Linked DNA regions of Homo sapiens: region 1 is linked to region 2. Evidence: read pairs that join two places in POLR2A ChIA-PET (ENCODE). Cell type or tissue: MCF 10A. All regions are shown on one strand. Links, peaks and the distances in the headings refer to the core of each region. The heading gives the core; the rest is flanking DNA.

What was found. Peaks named below come from ENCODE experiments on the same cell type or tissue, not always from the same donor. Only the 100,000 strongest peaks of a DNase experiment are listed, where the experiment ranks them.
Region 1: POLR2A ChIA-PET joins it to region 2 with 7 read pairs; 2 of 35 experiments call an interaction of 5 or more read pairs at or near these places.

What each region holds. Positions count from the first base shown.
Region 1 is chr10:111,555,202-111,565,321 of GRCh38, reverse strand. No RefSeq gene overlaps it. Among named protein-coding and RNA genes, the nearest start is that of HEAT2, 450 kb to the right of the region's middle. In MCF 10A, for the core only: no CTCF peak of the experiment used is centred there; no DNase peak of the experiment used is centred there.
Region 2 is chr10:111,435,225-111,445,344 of GRCh38, reverse strand. It overlaps LOC105378485 (a long non-coding RNA gene), which reads right to left. Exons shown (of 7, transcript XR_007062289.1): 2 at 5,815-6,023; 3 at 3,917-3,996; 4 at 2,559-2,710. Among named protein-coding and RNA genes, the nearest start is that of HEAT2, 330 kb to the right of the region's middle. In MCF 10A, for the core only: no CTCF peak of the experiment used is centred there; a DNase peak (open chromatin) is centred at 5,844.

The DNA of each region.
Region 1 (10,120 bases), core at 639-8,638, 120 kb before region 2:
TTTGTTTATTTATCTCTCTTTTTTAAAAAATCAATGTTATTAAGATAAAATTTATAGACAATAAATGTACCTATAATAAGTGTCTAGTTCAATAATGTGTACATCCATGTAATAAGATAATCAAGATATAAAACATTGCTATCAACCCCAAAAGTTCCCTGTGCCCACTCTTACTGCCAATACTCCCTCCTACCTCCAGCTATTAGGCAACCACCTATTGACTTTCTGTCACTGTAGATTTGCCTTTTTTATAATTTTATGGAAATGTGACATTTACTATACTTTTGTGTCTACCTTCTTTCATTCAGCAAGTTTATGAGATTCATCCATGGTATTGCATGTATCAGTCTTTCATTCTTCTTTATTCATGCTTCGTATTCTCTTTTATGAGAAAACTGCAATTTGTTTATCCATTCACTGTTGGTGTGCATTTGGGTTTCCAGTGTGGGGCTATTATGAATATGCTCTGCTTTGAGTATTCATGTGCAACATTTCATAGTCATGTGTTTTAATTTCTCTTGACTAAATACCTAGGAGTGAAGTTGCTGGATCAAATAGTATGTACTCAACTTTGTATAAAACTAGCAAACTGTTTTCCAAAGTGTTTGGATCTTTTTACACTGTGATCAGCAATGTGGAAAACGTCTGGTTGCTCCCCATCCTCTCCAATGTTTAGTATTGTCAGTCCTTTTAATTTTAACCATTCTTAAGTATGCATAGTGCATCTCTTCATATTGGGAGGAGAAAACCTTTACCAGAGTTCTCCTAAGAGACTTGGTCCATTGGCTAGGGCTGGGTCTCATTGCCATGCCTTAGCTACAAGGGAAACTGAGAAAGCCAGGCCTGGCATGTTCAGCCTCTAGAGCGGGAGATGGCTTCTGCTAGCAGAGAAGGGAAATGGAATAAGAGTTAATTGGACAACCAACCAGTGCTGGACACTCAACCAGCACTTCCCTGGCATGCCATGGCTCACCTGTTGAGATCAACTGCAAGCTGTGGCATGCAGTGATAAGGACTTGAGAACTAAGTTCCTTTGAAGGAGGATGAGCAGAAATCAAGGCAGCCTCAAGTTTTGAGCTTGGGTTACTGGGGACAGGTGACCTTGATGGGGAAGGTGTGGAGCCAGGTTTGATTCACACAGTGTTTGCAGACCCTGACTCCTTTGACCCACTGCCCTTCCAGTGGTTCCTGAGATTTTGAAGTGCACTTCGGGTCTTTCTGGGTCTTGTAAGAACTCCACAAGTTGTCTGGAGGGGACAAAATTATTCCTATTCTGAAGAAATTGGGGAATGTGTGAATCAAAATTGGTTGTGATCACAGTATAAGTTTAAGCAAGAGATATAGTAAGAATGTTTATTTAATTTGTTGTTTTATCCTGAAGTCCTGAGGAATTCTCTAGGCCTCTTTCCTATGGAGAGAGCCTCCTGGAATCATTTGCATTTGGATGAAAACCTCAGGAAGATCCAGGGAGAGACTCAACAGTCTCCAGTGAGTTACCCAAGTTTTAAGCCCAGTATTTGCAGAAGAAGATGACATCTCTCTTGCTAGTACATTTCAAGTAAATCATCTGCCCTTCTTTACAGGATGTTTCCAATGACAGTGACAATGTAACGATATAAAGTAACGATATAAAGCAACCGTTACAATCCATATCACAACATTAAAAATATAATAGGAAATGATCTCCATTAACCAGATATTGATCTCCATTTTTACTTATTCAGATAAAAAGGGCTATTTGGATTAGTAATTATGTTTTTGGCATTTCTCAGAGTTTCAAATTACTTACTGGAAGCAGCTTAATGAATTCAAATGCTGTATTCTAAATTCCTTATTTATCTATAAGCCATGGCTCAACATGGATAATAGAAATCCTGCACCAGTAAGTAATGACTTGGGATGGAAAGTCGACCTTTGGAATCCAGAGTTGATTTTTAGGAGTTTGGTATCAGCTTCTTAAGAAAACTTTAGTGGACTTTCCATGTAACTAAGATGGACTTAGAAGTTTTAGTTTATTTTCTTTTCACTTCTGTTATTATGGAACTACTTATTGCTGGGAAAACTCTAGCATTTACTTCAAGTCTTGCCAAGGATATGTTTGCCTTATTTAATTTATGCAGTGTGCTGCAGTTAAGTTTTCAAGTTTTATTATGCATGCAACCATGCATCTAACTGTGTGTTTGTGCATGTGTGTGTGTATGCGTGCATGAGCATGCAGAAAAAGAAAGTCTCAAAATCGCCTCAAGAAGACACTTAATATCCAGCCAGTAATGACATATAAGAGCCAATTTTTTAATGGGGAAATAGATAATTATAAGCATGAAAACAGCACTTTTGAGCTTCCATCTCCCAAATTCTCTAGCACACAGACACACACACACACACACACACACCACTCCTGCACATTCTCTGTGTCACTCTGAGATAAGGGAGATAAGTGTTTCCCAAACAACCCTCTCTCTGCCTTCCATTTACAACACCAGCTTGGATTGATTACTGTACTGCTTTAAAAATTGACTCTGAGGGTTGTGTGTGTGTGTATAATCACCCCCTGTCCCCAAACAGAGAAGACATGATGCTAGATGCTACTCTTCACATCTGTTTACAACTGGCTTCATGTGCTTTGGTCATAGAGGAATGAGGCTTCTTACCCTAACAGGGCCAACTCTAGGCAAAATCTTATCACTGTCGTGTTTTTAATTTTGCCCCTTCTTTCTGCCCCTACTCCCTTTCCCAGTGTTCTGATCACACACACTTCTTCCTGCTACATCACTCTCCCTTCCTTCCTCCATCACTAGTGGGAAAGAGGTCTGATCAACTATCAATTCCTACCATAGGCTGGCTGGTTGACTCAAAGCAATGATCCTCCACTTCTCTCCACACAACACACATGATGGATGCCACTCATGTCAGACACACTGCTGAGTGCATGAAGGGTCATGGATAATCCCCAGCCCACCGGGTATACCACTGCCCTTTTCTCTCACAAACTTAAAAGACAATCTAAATTTAAATGAGTTAGAGAAAGCTATTGCAAGGGATGATGTTGAATACTGCCTTCATTTACAAAACTAAAATAAATTAATTTGCAAGGTCATTACTTTAAATGCAATTAGTGACGGATGACCTATGTCCCACCTGACCACTGTAAGTCCTTGGGCGGGCCATTCTCCATTTGCCTTTCCAGGTCTTCTCCCCACCCTTCCCCAGCCTGCTTTTGCCCTGGGAGGGCCCCCTTTTTTCACTGCTTCAGCTGCATGCCTTTGCCCTCTGGCTTCCTGTTGGGTCTGACCAGTGGGAGACACCATCAGCATATGGAAAGGCAGAGGGGGAAAAAAGAGGTTAATGTATTTGTTTTCATCTCTTTCTCTGCTGGCCTGGCTTCCCCTTTCAAAGTCCACTCAACTCCTGATGGGCATCCTGTTTCCATATCTGCAACCTGAGTTGCATCTACAGCTCTCTTGGGGATCCAGGAATGGTTCCCGCCCCACCAGAGGAGGAGGAAGGTGGGATGGAAGACTTCCTGTTGCTATTCCCTGGGATTCTTAACCAGCCCTTGTTGGTCCCCTTTAATGTTGTCCATATCTTTGAGATAGTCCCTGAATAAGAACGTCAACATGCTATCTTTTTCCTGCCAGGATTCTAATTTCATAGTTGAGAACAAATTGCTTAGTTAATTACCCCTCCCAGGAGTTCTGGTGTTTAATAGGACACTCATGTTGACAGAATAAAAACTGAAAACTCTAATGTCAAAAAGGAATATTTCTCAAATGGTGGAAGTTTAGACTTTAGCAACCAAAGAAGATCTATTTGGGTGCAAGACAGGTTCTTCAATAATACTGTCTGGATGGCCCTCTTCTTCATAAGCTCTTAGAACACATTTTTCTCTCCACACTTTTGCTTATACTGTTCTCTTTTACCAGATACTCTCCTTGTATCCATTTTTTTAAGGATCAAATTTACTGCCAAGAATTCATAAAGCATTTCTTGATCCATATTTTTTTCCTCCTTAATCCTCTCTCCAAGAGTTTACACTAATCCTTCAGGAAGTACACACACACACACACACACACACACACGCATCTTATAAGGATTGTAATTTTTCACATTCTAAAAATATAACTATCACTATTTGCCAGATATAGAACCTAGTTCATGTTCTGATTTTGTGCCTCTATAAACTGACATTATAGCAAAGTTCTTAAAAGTGTGCCCTTGATTTTGGAATCAGATGGACTTGGACTCATTAGCTCATTGTATATGTATACATTATGTAACTTTTCTGTACCTTAGCTTCTTGGAAGGAAAATGGGGATAACAGTATTTTCATGGAGTAGTTGTGAAAGTTGAATGGGATTTTTTCCTGCTGTTTAAGCATAGTGCATGTTGCATAGTAAATGCTAAATAAACATTAGCTAAAGAAATACAAAGAATAAATTGTGTTACTTCCATCAAGCTCCGCAAGGGGAACAGCCGGTCTTCACCTCTTCCTGTTCTCCTCAATGGAAGTTCAGTATGTATTCAGGATGGATGGATGGATGGATGAATGGATAAATGGGGCTGACCTCAAATAGAAGTTTCTTTAAGCCATTTTGACACTACCTGGCAGAGATCACGTTTTTAAAATTTCCAGGCTGGCTATGGCATTGCATACCTATAATCCCAGCTAGATGGCAGATTGAGGTGGGAGGAATGCTTGAACCTGGGAATTTGAAGCCAGCTTGGGCAACATAGCAAGACTCCAAAAAAGAATAAGTTTAATAAAATGTTTTAACCAGTCCTTTGGGTCTCTGTACATGAATTTTCTTTCTGCTTAATTTATTCATATCATGCATGCACATTCTTGTGTTTACAGGTTCTTTTATAAAATTTTTTTTGCTTTAATTATATTTAGCAAGGAATTTAAGTTCCCTCCTGCATGTTATTCCACATCATCGTCATTCTAGCTCTTCCAGAGCTTCAGGCAGGTATGAATCCTTCTTGAGGATTGTTTTTGTGTTTCTTTAAAAACAAGGGGTGCAGTTCGTGCCAAAGTCATCAGCAGGAGAGAGATTATTAGCTGACTAAATATTTCCACAACAAAAGTTGGGAAATGTAACCCTGAGGCTATTGGTATTTCGAATCGCTCTCTATGGATCAAAAATTAGGCCAACTTCATCTATCAGTTATGAAACATCCCAGAAAGAATTTGGACTTTTATTTTTGCCAAGCAACAAAACAAACTGAAAAATGTGGAAAATACCACACACAAGCCTGGATTATTTATTTCTACATCTATTATTATTTTCCCTCTTAACAAGTCAGAAATCATTTAATCTAATTCAATATTTTTTTACTACCTACTATGTGTTAGGCATTCTGTATAACCATTAAAATAATTCTTTTAAAATGAAATGTAGTTTAATTAAAATAATTCCATGCATTATTTGGCAAAAGTAGATTCTTCCTTTTGGCCAGGATAGTCTCATCTGTAGTTGAATTTATCAGCAACAGAGGCCTCAGTTTTCCCAAAACTGGGAGAGTGGACAGTGCATGGATTTTGGAGTTACTTTTAATCCTGGCTGCACAGTTATCAGCACCGTGGTTGAGCAAGTTCTTTCATCTGTATTAGCCTCTTTCCTCCACTAAGAAATGGGTATACTTACCTCACCATGCAGATTTAAGGAATGAATTCAGTGGTGCAGATGACCAATAAATGTCAGTTTCCTTTATCACTTTGTGACTAGGATGAAACTAAGACATCTAGGACAGGCTGGAACAAAAGCAAGCACTAAGAACCTGGGTTTCAGCTTATTTATTTAATGAATATAACAGCAGACTTTGACCCAATGTGTTTCTCAAATCTTCTATTCCTATGAAAGAAATAAGCTAGGCATTGATACGAGATTATTGATGACAGGCAGGAGGAAAAGTCCTCGTCTGGACTCCTGTATGCACACCTCCCTTGGATTAGTAGATTAGCAAAATTAAAGTGATGACCAAAATAACTGCTTGGTGCCAAGGTTCTAAATATATATAAAGTTCTGAGGCTTTTTGTCTTTTTCTTCCAACTTAATGGAAATGCTGACAGCCTCTTTTGAAGGAATCTCCTTTGAATGAGAATGGTAATACGCCCAGGGGCCCAGGTCTTGCAGGTGGACATTGAGAAGTACATCATTCAGGGTACTCAGTTGCCAACTGTGGGAACCAAATCAGGCTAGCTTAAGTACAACAAGAATTTCCTATAAAACTATTGGAAAACTCAGAATAGTGATAAGATCCTGGAGAACCAAGCTCAGAAAATGGGCAGAATCCAAAGGAGGTTGGGCACCATCAAGATCCTTTGACAGGAATAGTCTTTTTGAACTGCTGCCACCAGTCTTGATACTCCTGGATATTTGCCCCTCTGCTGATAGACTTTAAACTCCAGCAAAGCTATCAGGATTAATCTCTAACTGCTGCTGTACAGATGTATCACATTCTTGAAATTCAAAATCCTTGGTGGGAGAATCTGATTGGCCAGTTTATGCTACATGTGTATGTGTATGTCACATGACATACCTGCCATGGAACTGGGATGTGGAGCAAGATCTGTAATAGGGATAGGGGGAAGAGGAGCAGTGACTTCAACCTACCGTATTTCTTAAAAATAGGTAGGATATTATGATGCCCAGCAGCTAAAAATAAGTATCTACAGAAAGTTCATCTCGTCTTTTCCCTATCCTGTTGTTTCTTCAAGTTACGGCAGTGGCTGGTCCCAGCTGTCATAAGATATGCTTTTCTTGTGAGCAGACATGCAGACATATTCTGTTCAAGGAGTAAAGCCACATTTTGATGGACATGGACATAAACCTTCTGGAATGATCTGGCTATGCATCGTGCTTTTATGTGACTCTGGCTTCTGAATTCTTGTCATGATCAGAGCGGAGCCTGGTGAGAATACAGAAAATCACTTCCAGAGAAGTGAGAAATCCACAGTGGAGACATTGCCTACTGACTTGCTCAAGAATGCAAAATGGGATATAAGCTGCTGAAGTGTTTGAGCGCATCATCCTAAAAGCTTCTTGTTTAATTTTAGTCACTGGGAAATGGTTGTTTTTTTCCTCATTTGGGCCACAGAGGATCAGTTTTGCCAAAAAAAGAGAAGCAACTAAGAGGCAAAATTTCAGCCAAATGAAGAGCACTTTAAATTGTTCCTTCATAATGGATGAAATCATTCATTATCTTTAGAGTTGGTCAGGCCTGGGTTGGAATCCCAGCCCTCATAACAGGACAATCTTTGGCCAGCAACTAAAGCCTCCCTGAGCCTCAGTTTCCTCATCTATAAAACAGGGATAATGGTGTCCCTAAAAATGGATGGTTGTTCGGATTAAAGACGGCCTGTGTAAAGCCCCCAGCCACAAGACTGCTCAATCAGTGTTTGTCCTTAAAACTCACCTACTCTTTCTCGCTCACAAAAGCAAATAGAGCAGATAGCACATTTACTCCCCCATAAAGCACAAAGTTATTAGAGGTAATGTGAATGAAAGTCAAAGGTTAGACATCAACAATGAAATAAAACAGCAGCATGGAGGAGAAAGGGCATTGAACCCAAGCAAAGGGAAGGCAGAGCTGTGCTATCAGCATAATTCCTGTGTCAATGCTAAAGCCACTTAGCATTGAAGTCACCGGAGATGAGAACCAGGGAGGAATCCTAAAGACAAGAGAAGTAATATTTACAGTGCACGTACTTTGCTCCAAGCCAGGTGCTTTACACACAGTGCAGTACCACATTTAAACTATGTAACAGCCCCATGAAGTAGGTACATTATTATCTTCACAGTATAGATAATGAAATAGAGGTGCAGAGACACAGTGAGTGGTGAACTAGACTTCCTTCTGACCTCAAAGGCCTCGCTTCCAAGTGAGGCAGAAGAAACTCAGCTCTAGAGGTTATACCTCTTCCACTCAAGACAGCAACCAGCTTGAGGCAGGAATCAGCACCATTGTAAATTTGGAGACTGGGTCAGGTGCCAGCGGTGTTCCCATCAATTCTAATAAGATTAGGCAGAGAGAGGAAGTGGTCCATCTGAATAAACATGAAGGCTCCACTGTATCTATGTAGATGAGAGGCAGGCAAGACACTGTATCGGCAAATCCAGGAGGCTCCATTCCCATTTTAGTGCTCTTAAGAAAGATAAATTAAAAAAATTAGAGATAAAGCAAGAGGATAACTGCATGTCCCTTCAATATCTCCCTTGGGCATTAACTGGCTCGCCCAAATTCATATTTAATTATCTAGGACAAGAGTCGACAAACTATGACTGGCAGCCATATGTTTTGTAAGTAAAGTTTTATTTGAACACAGCCATATCCATTTGTTTATGTATTATCTAAGGTTATTTTCATGTTACAATGTTAGAATTGAGTAGTTTCAGCAGAGATCCTGTGACCTGCAAAACCGAAAGTATTCCTACCCGGCTCTATAAAGAGTTTGCTGACCCCTGACCTAGGAGAATGTGCTTGTGTTTGAATTGGCTATTTCCTATCTGATTAAACCCCATCTGTTCTGAAGTTATAGATCTTCTGGTCAGTTTCTATAAGGGATAAAAGATAACCAGAAAGCTACAGCTTGACTGCCCTGTAAGACATTAACCCTTTTTTTTTAAATTAGCAAATTTATTTTAATATCCCTTTGACCAACTATATACATTTTCTTCCTCTAATTTTTCCTGGAAGCAGCTTTACCACCCTTCTGCTTCCTTCATTAATTAATAGTTGAATATTTTTATTTGTATTCATTCTATTTTGTATGAGTCATGGTTTTAAATTTTTGAAAGCTGTGCTTTCACAACTCCAGGGAATACCACTGAATGCAACATGAATGGAGAGGGTGGCAACTCTCGGTTTGGGGAGAGTGGCACTGGTAGCCAACCCCATTGGTGCCCACTACAGTATGCACCTCCTTAATTAACATGACAACCCTATAAGTTTCGTTAACCTACAACGTGGGGAAATGGAGATAATAGCAATACCCAACTCATAGGGTGGTTTTGGTGGTTAAAAAAAAAAATGCCATTGAAGTATTTAGCCCATACTTAGCACTTAATACTTGTCCATTAAATGCTAGCTATGATGATTATTACTGATGCTACTATCCTACGTATTAGTGTTTCTCTGGTTGCACATTGCACTTGACTAAAGAGACAAGTGACTTGGTTTTGCAGGACCATACTTCCAGATCAGGTGGAGAGTTGGCCTCATCCTTCCTCTACTGTGTAAATTGAGGTAGAGACTATAACCTCCTTACCTTTGTGCCCCTGCTTGCCCAGAAAAGCACCTGACACATGGTACATAGTCAATAAAAGTTTATTGACCTAAATTACCAGCATGTTGATGGGAATGATAAGTAGATATGACTGGCAAAAAAAAATCATGATCACATATAAAAAAGGTGTCTGATTTGGTGGTACAGGTTGAGACCAGGTTGGGGCAGAGACCTTGAGTTGTATAGCCTGAGGCTACTTTTCCTCTTTACAACTATAAAATGAGATGAAGACAACATTCCGAACACAGCTTGAATGGGCAGAAGTATAGAGATGTCCTCTTCCTTCTGTCATTGGAATCTTCCTCTGTTTCTGTGGGGAAATGGAAAATTAGACCTGTTCCCCTTCTACCCCTGGGGGCACAAAGCCGGCCAGCTTTATTACATTACAGGAGCTGCCTACCTCAATTGCATTGACAAGGCATGCCAGGCCTGTGCACACATCCAGATCCTTCTAATCCCTTTAGTTCCATCACCTGGACATTTTATTTGAAATTGATTTTTAAATGTCTGAGTAATTGAGGTTTATGTGTAGTTGCCTCTTTGAAACAGGGGTAAGCTGAGGCTGCTTGTATCCTCATTAAACACTGATTAGAAGTGATTGCATTACTGGAGGCCTCAATTTGTACCATTTCTGAGGGCTCCCATTAGAGAGCAGCTTCCACACTTGGCAGACCTGGGCGTCTGGAGAGAAGAAACAGTACAGAGTTGGGCTCTGAGTCCCCTCCTGCATTGTCTGCAGATGACCATCTCTAATGGGAGGCTGTTTTCCAGGGCTTCTCAAGGGCTCCATCTCTGGGGCATGTATAAGCCACCAGGCTCTGGTTTGGGCAAAAT
Region 2 (10,120 bases), core at 1,369-9,368:
TTGTGAAAACCACGCTATACAAAAGAGCATTAAATATGTAGATTTACAAACTTGATGGGTTACAAAAAAGCTGCAAAGGGCTTAGGACAGGAGGACAGTAATAATTAAACTATCTGTCCCTCCATGGTCTAAGATCTTTTAGAATCCAGGCCAAATACATACTAAAATGTTCTATTTTTCTTGGGTTGGTTATATAGAATTCACTTTTGGGATCAGAGGCCATTTTCTGTCTTCCAGAGTGAAAGTGTGCTTCTAACTACTTTTAGGATTGGAAAGAATGTAAGAGGAAGAATCAGGTCTGAATTTAATATCAGTGGGCCATGTGATTTGTACAAGTCCCTTCTCTTCTGTGGGCCTCAGTTTCCCCATCTTCGTAATGAGGAGGGTGTTGTCAATGGCCTTTGAAGAATCACCCAGCTCCACCAGTCCATCACCACCCCCATGTTCTAGGTAGCCTTTGTGTTGTGACTGAACTTCAGAAGTGGACAATAAGTTGGGGGTTACCCCCAATGCCCCAGGACTCAGGCTGGAGAAGTGAGCAAAGAATCAATGACTTACTTGGTTGTTGACATCTCAGTAGTTTTGTTTATGCTCATGGGGCCAGCAGAGTGATAATAAGTGTGGGTCTCCTGCCCCATTCTTCCAGTAGCACACTCATGGTGAGACAGGACCAACATCAAAGACCGAGTGAAGGAATTGGCTGTTGTGTGTCAGCCACTTCCCTCTGGAGGGCTGATGGTTCTCAGGCTTCTTCACTGTATGACCCTCCATGAGGTCCTTGGGTGCCCAGATTCTAACTATCTCACCTTCCAGAGGACACTGCTCATGGTACAGGCCTTGCTGCCCCCAACAGCCTCTGACAACTCTGTACTTCATCTCTGTACTTCATCTCCTTCTTGTCCTGGGCCTCCTGTCAAGCCAAGAGCTGGTGACCAAAGAGAGTGGAGGCTGGCCCAGCTTCACTCTGGGTTTCCATCTCCCTAAAACCACTGGTTTCTCCTCCCTAACAATTTCAGAGCAGGGTTATAAAACCCCATGTTTGAAATGCAGTAGAGCCCTGCTATTTCAATAAGGCAAGAGAGTTGGGTCTCTCAGCAATCAGAGAATGCATCATTCGATAAATCCTCAAACAAGAATTAGGCACCTGCCACATGCTAATAACAGTAGAGTAATCTTTAAGTGCAAACTAGATATTATAAAAGCCTCTTCACACTTTTTATCTCTTTAATATTTATAACAGCCTTATAAATCTACTAGAACAGTAGATATTTTATAATGATGCTCAGAAAACTGTGAATATTCTGGAAAGTGACACAGTCAGGACTCGACCAGAGATATAAGTACAATAGGAAATATGAAAAAACAAAGGACCTAGCTCCTGCCTCTAAGAGTGAATATCCTGTTGGGGAAAAAGAATGTGGGCTCCATCTGGCTTTGTCCTGTGCTATTGTTTGATAGTTTAATGCCCAGTGATAGGTAACATATTATGCAGATTATGAGATATAAGAGTTAGCTCACTCTGGCTTGGGAAGTGAGGAAAACTTGAAAGGGCTTCCAGCCAGGCTTTGGAAGATAGGGAGGGATCCTGTCAGCAAGGGGAGACCTGATCAGATGAGAAAAATAGCACTATCAAAGGCCACCCAACCGGGCCCTTCAAGAGCCTATTTCCTTCAAGTTATACTTGACTAAAGATGCAGGTTTGCATTATGGAAAAGGACACGAGAAGAAATTGCTCAGGTATTTCCTCACATTCAGAGCTGTGGCTGGCCTTGAGATCTGGGGACTATGTGCATAGGAACATGATCCAGGAAACAGCACTAGAAAATGGTTCTAACAATATATGGTGAAGCTCAAATTAAAGTTGGCTTGACTATTCCTAAGAGACAGCTCCTTAAACATTTTACCAAGTGCTATTCATGGTAGAAAATATAAAGACACACCCTAGTATGCTCACCTGTTTGGATTTTTAAAATTCATGCTATGCTTGTGTAATTCTAGAACATATTCCTGTTTATTTCAATCCACTTATTTATAAATTCCACAGATATTTGAGCCCCTATTCTGGGTTAGGAACTGTTCCAGGCGCTGAGAAAAAAAGCAGTGAAAATCCATACAGTCAACTCATGAAGTTGCATTTCTGAGTTTTTTTCCACATTTCAGTAGAAAATGGTCTCTTGGAAATGTATGGCATCTATTTGGGGCTTCTGGTACCCTCAGCGCAATGCCTGTGGGAGTCCCCCAGGGTATGCATGCCCACATTTGAGGAGTAGAGTCCTCAGAAGACACTCATCCAACCCATGGAAATAGGAAAGACTTCACTCCTTTAAGGAATTTTCTGTCAAATATGGGTATGATCTTCCAAAGCTGCACATCAATAACAGTCTTACTCTCTTCCTCTCCTATTATCAACAACCCTTAGAAAGAACCAAACCCTGGTCTTATGATCTCTCAATGTTCCCAAACTATGCTTCTATTTGTCAGGATTTCTTGGCTGCCAATAACAGAAAATCTAAACCCAATGGCCTCAACAGTAAGTACCACCATGTTCTGTATCTTACCTGACATGGGATGTATGATGGAGTGTTCCCAAGGGGACTAATTCGGTGTTCAAACCAGCATCACCAAGTCATATTCTTTCCACCATTCTTCACTGTCACACTTAGCATGCTAGCTTGACCTCTAGGTTGGCTCTTTCATGGCCCTAAGAAAACTACATACAACATTTTTGATGGTCATATGCAAGTGTCAGCTGGAGAGAGAAGAGCCCATTTTCTCTAAGCGTCTTTTGTTTGGTTGATTGTTTTTGGACTGAGAAACTCTTATCCAGAAGTCCCCTCTGTAGAATTCCCCTCACATCTTCTCTGTCAGACCTGAGTCATATGACTTCCCCTAAACCAGTCCCTGGCCAGGCAAATAGGATTACCATGATTAGCTGCCATGTGCTTTGAAAGAAGTGGGGATACTTTCCTATGCTGGAAGATGAATCCTGACTAAATATTTTTAAGCAAGGAGGAATGGGGAAAGGAGCAATGCCTTCTGAATGGGTAGCGAAGCGATCTGACACCATGGTTTCCTCTCATGTACTGAATTCCAAGATGGCGCTTAGTGTCATGTAAAATGTTTGCCTCCTACATGCCAAACATTGTCCTAGACACTGTAAAAGACATTGATTCCAGGTGCCTTCTGAGTTTTTCTTCAAAACTCCTCTCATAATCTGGACTTTTTTTCTGCTTATTTGTTAGTTTGCCTCACCAGCTGAAATGCAAACTCTAGGAAGGTAGTGACCATGTGAATCTTGTTCATTGTTTCAACATCTAGGGCAACACATGGCACACGATTGGCACTCAGTGAATATTTTTGAATAAATAAATAGGTGAATTCCTTACAAGATGCAATATTCTTCCTATTCTTCCATAGCCATTCTTCTTATTTTCCTTTTGGGGAAATTGGTCAATAGAGCTCAGGTAACTTGCTCAGGATCACTCAGGGAACATGTGGTAAAGTCAAACTTTAAACCTAGATCTGTTAGATTCCAAGTCCTTGTTCTGTCCCCAGTGCTATATTCCCTGTCCTTGCATGAACACAGCCTTTGATTTCATGAGTCCTCTTCCTTGGACAGCTACAAACCCCTTAGTCTCTAACTGCAGTCATGCTCTCAGTCACCTCTGCTCCTGCTCTTCTCTTGATCTGGAACCTTTTCTACCCACCTGTGCAGAGCTTCTCCCCACCCTGTACACATCCATGCCCAAAGTTTAGCCCAGGTCCCTCCCCCTTCCTGACACCATCATCTTGCCTCCATTTCTTCATCCTCTACTTCTAGCTTAACTGATCTCCCCAGGGAGAATGCAAATCCTCAACTACCCCATGGCCTTGAGAGAATAATGACTATGATCTCAGGTTCTATGGCCGGACTCACTGTGTGCAAATCCCAGCTCCTCCTGCTGATTTGTGTGATCCTGGGCAAGTTTCTTTGCTTCTTTGGGCCTCTTTGCTGATCTGAAAAATGGGGATAACCATGGAATGCACAGGACAGAGTTGTTGTGAAGACTGAGTCACCACGTGCAGAAGTCTTCATGCAAAGCACATGGTAAGAGCCATTTAAATATCAACTGTGATTTTTCATTTTTCTTATTTTCTTTCTTAACAGTGCCAGGCACTTGAAGGATGTTGAAGAAATTCCTGCTAGCACAAATTTGCTAATCGCCTGCTTCCTCAGTATATGGTATTTCTCCCATACTGTCCCGCAAATTTCAAGGACAGGCATTGTTAGTGTTTTCTCCTTCCTCTGTACCCTTTCAGGGTCTACTGTAGTGATAAAAGCCCGACAAGCACTTAGTAAATCCTTACGAAAATGAACAAACCAAAAAAGCCCTGGGCTTCAAAGAAAATTCTCATTTGAATTTCTTTTCTGCCTTTCCTCTTGCCTTTAATTCTACATCTCTTCTTCCCTTCTGAAAATCAGATTAAGCCCCACTGAGGCTAAACCGATAGTGTTTCAAGTCATTTTGTTAATGGATGTAAATTGGCTGTAATCCTTTTGTTTCATGGCTACTGGCAGTTGGTCAGGCAGGTGACTGAGATGAAGATTTTAATCACACCCAAAATATGATACCGGCTTAGAAAATGTCAGCCCTCCCCTGCACCACAGAGTCATTTATGATGACGCTGCAGTCGGAAAGAACCCAGAGAAACCTTAATTGGCCTTTGGCTAATTTCAGAAGCCAGGCCTTCCTTGTAATTTGCTGCAAAACTGGTACAATTCTCTGAAATAAGATCAGTGAGAACGTTACAGAAAATGGCTCAAGGCCAGATCTGTGCACCACAGATTCATTAAGGATGCCCTAGCTAGATTTAGCTTCCAATGCGCTTGTCTTCGGGAGCACTGGTTTCCTATTAGGACTTGACTTTCCAAGGCCACAGAAAAAGTTGCTCCCAGCAAGGTTTTGCAGCTGCCCCTTTGGTCCACACTTTAGTGACCCCAGAGAGAAACACTGGTGAGAGAGAAAAACAGGATAGTTGATTCACTTTGGGCAGGAGTCTGTGTCCCCACAAAGGTGAGTCTGGAATTGAAATTTAGAAAACGAGAGCATATAGAGCATATCAGCTGAGGCCAACCTAGGTGACACCTGGGCTTACACACATACAGTAAGGCCTCATTAACTTAGAACAGGGATGGCAAATGGATTTCATTTCATATGACATTTCTGATCGATTATAGTGGCTGCTGAGAACACTGTGTCCAGAGGGATTCTCCCACTGTATCTCAGCTCAACAAGAAAGAATGCTGTGATCATTCAGCAATGTCTGCTGTGGCAGAGTCATAGGAAGTGAACCCATATACCATGTGTTTGCAGTCTTTGACTTGGAATAATGGAGACAGAGTGGATTTCTGTCCAAAATGTTGAAAAATCTGTAAAGCTCCGTTGTGTTTTTTTATTTACTATTTTCTATAGTAAACAGTAACATAAATCAAAATAGGAATGTCTAAAGTTAGAGCACTTATTTAAAAGCTTTTATTCAGTGGACTCTCACATTTTTTGTTTTCTATCATTGGAAAACCTCTATCATGAGAGCCTATTGATAGTTTGTCAGTGAGGGAGACAGTCAATACAGAGGAGCTGTTCTATGGTAATGAAGGAGAGAAACCAAATGCCCAGTGTCGCTCACAGAAGACTTCTCCCTGAGTACATTCACCTTGAAACAAACCCTATACACATACCCCCTATTTCCATGGGTTCAGGCAAGCCTTAAAAAGAGAGCTCTTGCTCATTCTCACCATTTGCTGAAAGAAGCAGCAGCTGATGAGTAACTTACCTGTTTCACTTGCCATCTGCGTCATTGGTTCAGAACAGTAGGAGGGAACCCAGGAATTGAGCAAGAGGAAAGTCGCTCCACCAAGGGTTAGCTCCAGCCCCACTGCTGACACTGCCTGGTGTCAGCTCTGACAGCTGTTTGGCAAATCCACTCCTCCACTACTGTTCATGATGACAGCTTGAAATGGGGCTGGGGATATTCTCCCTTTCCTGAGTAGAGAGAATGAGAGAAATCAACACAGCAAGAGACATCTTCTCTGCATATTTTGTGGGTACCTGCAGGCTAATGGAAAAGGCACCAGTGATTCAGAGAGTAGGAGGTTTCTGTGCAAGTCTGAGCCTGGAGTGCCAAAGACTGGCAGTAGCCCTGGAATAAAGACAGTGCAAAGATTTCTAAAGACATTTCAATCTTTTCAAAGCCTGGGCTTGAATGTTTCAGTGCAAGTCAAGGGAAAGAAGAGGGGTTTTTTGGGAAGCAGCTGCCAGAAGTTCCACCTTCCGGCTGATGAGCTTCCCTTTCAGGCTGATGAAAGCAAGACAACTTCTTCAGCTTCACCAAGAAAGACATTTAGAAAAAGTCAACTGAGTCAGGCTAGAGATCAGCTCAGGAAAGTCACTGTCCTCCTCTCTCTCCCCCTACTGTGATATCAATAGCTGCAGAATCATCCCTGGTTTCTAATAAACTTGATGAAAATATGAATAACAGTTTTTTTCTGTTCACCTTCTCATGAAGTGGAAAATTCCTTAAATTGGGGGGAGGTTAGTCAGTGGACCAGTCTAGTTGGAAATTAAGTTAAATTCAATTTACATAAATAAATTGGGTTACTTTGGTATTGTAATTAATTCTTGCTTTGTAAAGTGAAGTTTGTCCCTGCAGACTGTGTCGCAGAATGTGCCATGAGAAACTGTCCTAATCTTACTGACAGCCTGGCTTCAAAGTCACCAGCAGATGGATTTTAAGCTCTTTGAGGACAGAGTCAAGGCTGATACTGTTCTGTTGGATAATCAGGTATTCACTTGGCAAGTATTTATTGAGCGTCTACGGTGGTTGTCCACCAGTATACACATGGTGCTTAAAAGTAGATACGATAGACAGATGTCCCTTCATTGATCTTATGATCTGGCTGAGGAGGGACAGTTTATAAATAAGGAATCCAATCAATAACAAAATCCTTTCAGGTGATGACAAATGCTATTTTATACTATAAAAAAATAGAAAATAAAAGCAGTAAGAAAGGCCCCTGGAGATTGGTGGCTCAGGGAGGAGGTGGTACATAGATGATAAAGAGTCAGCCTAACTCCTAGCAGAGGAAATGTCAAGTGCAAGGTGCCATAGGCAGGCAGTCTCAGTGGTACAAGAAACAGAAGGAAGACCAGCATCACCAGAACCTGGTAAGTGAGAGGGAGAAAGACATAAGAGGAGGCAGGCAGGGCAAAGAGGGGCTTAATCAATGAGAAGCCATTAGAACATTTTAAGGTTTTAATCAGTGATCTGATTAATATTTTAAAAGGTCATTCTAGCTTCTATTTAGAAAATGGATTGTAAAGGTAACAATAGATGCATCTTATATGTACATTATCATTCTAAATCGAAGGGGGGGCAGGTGAATGAGTGTTGAGCAGAAGTACACAGGCAAGAATTAGCTGGCTCTATTCATGGGTACAGGATAAGCTGCTATAACAGAAAGGTCTCACAATACAACAGCTTGAACAATATAGTTTATCTTCCTGTTGATAAGTCCATAGGTGAATAGTCCAGGGTTTGAGGGATGGCCCTTCTCTACAAACTCATCAAGGACACAGACCACTAAGTTGACCCAGCCTGTGGCTTCCATCTCTGAATCCCAGGCAAATGCTCTAGTTTTGCTATTTCCCAGCCATGAAGAAGCAGATAAAGGGAGAACTCCAGAAAGCGTCTGGTCAATGTTTAATAGCTGGCTCTCTGAGGGGGAAAAAAACGAACCCTGATTTGTAGCATTTGCTGATGTCCATGGTCTAAATACTTCTACCATGACTGATTTCAGACTACCAGCTGGACCTCTCTGAACTCAGAGTTGGAAAGAAATGCATACAGTGAGATCTCACAGGCAGTATGAGCAGGCTCAGTATACCACTGACCTCAGGACAGAAAAGAAATCCTTTACAAGTAAAAGCTTTTGCTAATTCTGCTGAAAGAAGTAAAAGCTTCTACTACAAGCTTGAACTATTCTCATATGGAAGCGTGATAAGGCACACCACACTCAAGAACACTAGACCATAGAGTCTGGGAGAAGCTACACATTAATTAGTGAAAAGGGGTTCAAAACTTTACTGAACTTCCCAGAAAAGAAACATTTTAAATGATGGGGGTAGAACACACGGAATTTTTAGGTTGGTAAAACTATCCTGTGTGGTACGGTAATGGTGGCTACGTGTCATTACACATTTGTCAAAAATCTACAGAATGTATCACACAAAGAGTGAATGTTAATGTAAACTATAGACTTTACTTGGTAATAATATATTAATATTGGCTCATCAATTTTAACAAATGCAAGAGGATGAGAAGGGAAATTGTGGGGGATGAGGGAGAATATTGGAACTCTTTATACTTGCTGCTAAACTTTTCTATAAGTCTAAAACTGCTCAAAAACATTAACTATATTAATTACATCAATTAAAAATATTTGTAGGGGAAAGATCACCATGTATATGTACATAAAGGTGAAAGTGTGTGTCTGTGTCTGCATGTGTATGCTGATGAGTATGCCTGTGTTTGTGTTGGTGCATATGTGTGTTGGGTGTGGAGGGTGATAGGAGAGACTTCTTCATCGGCCTGGTGACAGGAGAGCTAATTGGCTCACTGTGCTGCCCCTGAACCTCAGACCCAACAGAGTCAGCCCAAAAGCAATCCTTTGGAGGAAATGCCCATCATGCCTCAGTCAACATGGTGCCTTCCTCCATAAGTACACTAATTAGGGGCTTATTAATGTGGGCCTGCCTGAGACTGTACTTTCATTGACTATAGATATTTCCCATGAGAGTTCCCCTAAATCAGGGGTCCCCCAGCCTTTCATCCCTTTATTTGTAATTCCCCTGTCTACAATTGTTTTGGAAATAACCATCCACATGCATTCTGGTCTTGGAGGGGAAGGAGCACCAAGATGGAGCTTGAGAGGAATCACTATCCTCTTCTCCCTTTGTCCTTTTCCCAAAGACAAATAACCGTAAAGGATCATCTATATTATGATCTAAAATATCCAATTTCCTTGCTATTATACTATGGCCTATATGATAGTTCTCCTCCAGAACCTGTGAATATGCTCCTTATATGACAAAAGAGACTTTGCAGATGTAATTAAGTTAAGGATCTTGAGATGGGAGATTATCCCATTTTATCTCAAGATGGGATAATCTAGCCAGATGGACACAATATAATCATGAGGGTCCTTACACGACAAAAGTCAGTGTGACAAGGGAAGCACAGGGACAAAGAGAGAGAGATTAGAAGATACTGTGCTGCTGGCTTTGCAGTTGAAGAGTGGACTTGAGCCAAGGAATGTAGGTGGCCTCTAGAAGCTAGAAAAGGCAAGGAACTGATTCTCTCCAAGAACAACTAAAAGAAATGTAGCCCTGCTCACCCATTTTAGGACTTCTGACCTCCAGAACTGTAAGAGAATAAATCTGTCTTGTTTTGAGCCATTAAGTTTGTGGTATTGTGTAACACAATTTGTGATACAAAATGGGAAACTAATATACATCACTGCAGCCTGAGAATCTGCACTCTCTCCAAGATTCAAGCTCTCCAGGTATCCCTTTGTCTGCTTATTCTTTTTTCTTTTAGCACCTACTTTAACCTGTGGCCCCTGCAGTGAACCTTGAACCCTGACAAAACACACGTCATCTTGTCTCACTAGTGCCAGGCACAGTTGCAGGCTGGCGCATCAGGGCACTCAGTAAACACTTGTTGAATGAATGAATGAATGAATGAATTTTTCCAAAGTTATTCCATGCTCAAAAGGAAATATTGGGATTTATTGTTTTTGTGTTTTTTCAGTTATCTTCCCTCTATCCTGTAAGAAACCACCCACACACATAATTTTGGTGGCCTCTAGCTGTAAGTACACACAGATTCATTTCTTGTTTTGACCTGGCCCTGTGATCTAAGCTCTTTATGGGACTCCAGTTCCCAGAACTTCCTGCTGGTAAATGGACATCTCAACTTATTTTTATATGGGGTGTCAATTTAAACTAAAATCAGATGGGAAGCTCTACACAGCCCCAAAATATACTACGCTGGGTTGGGGTCAAAAAGAGATGGTGACTGT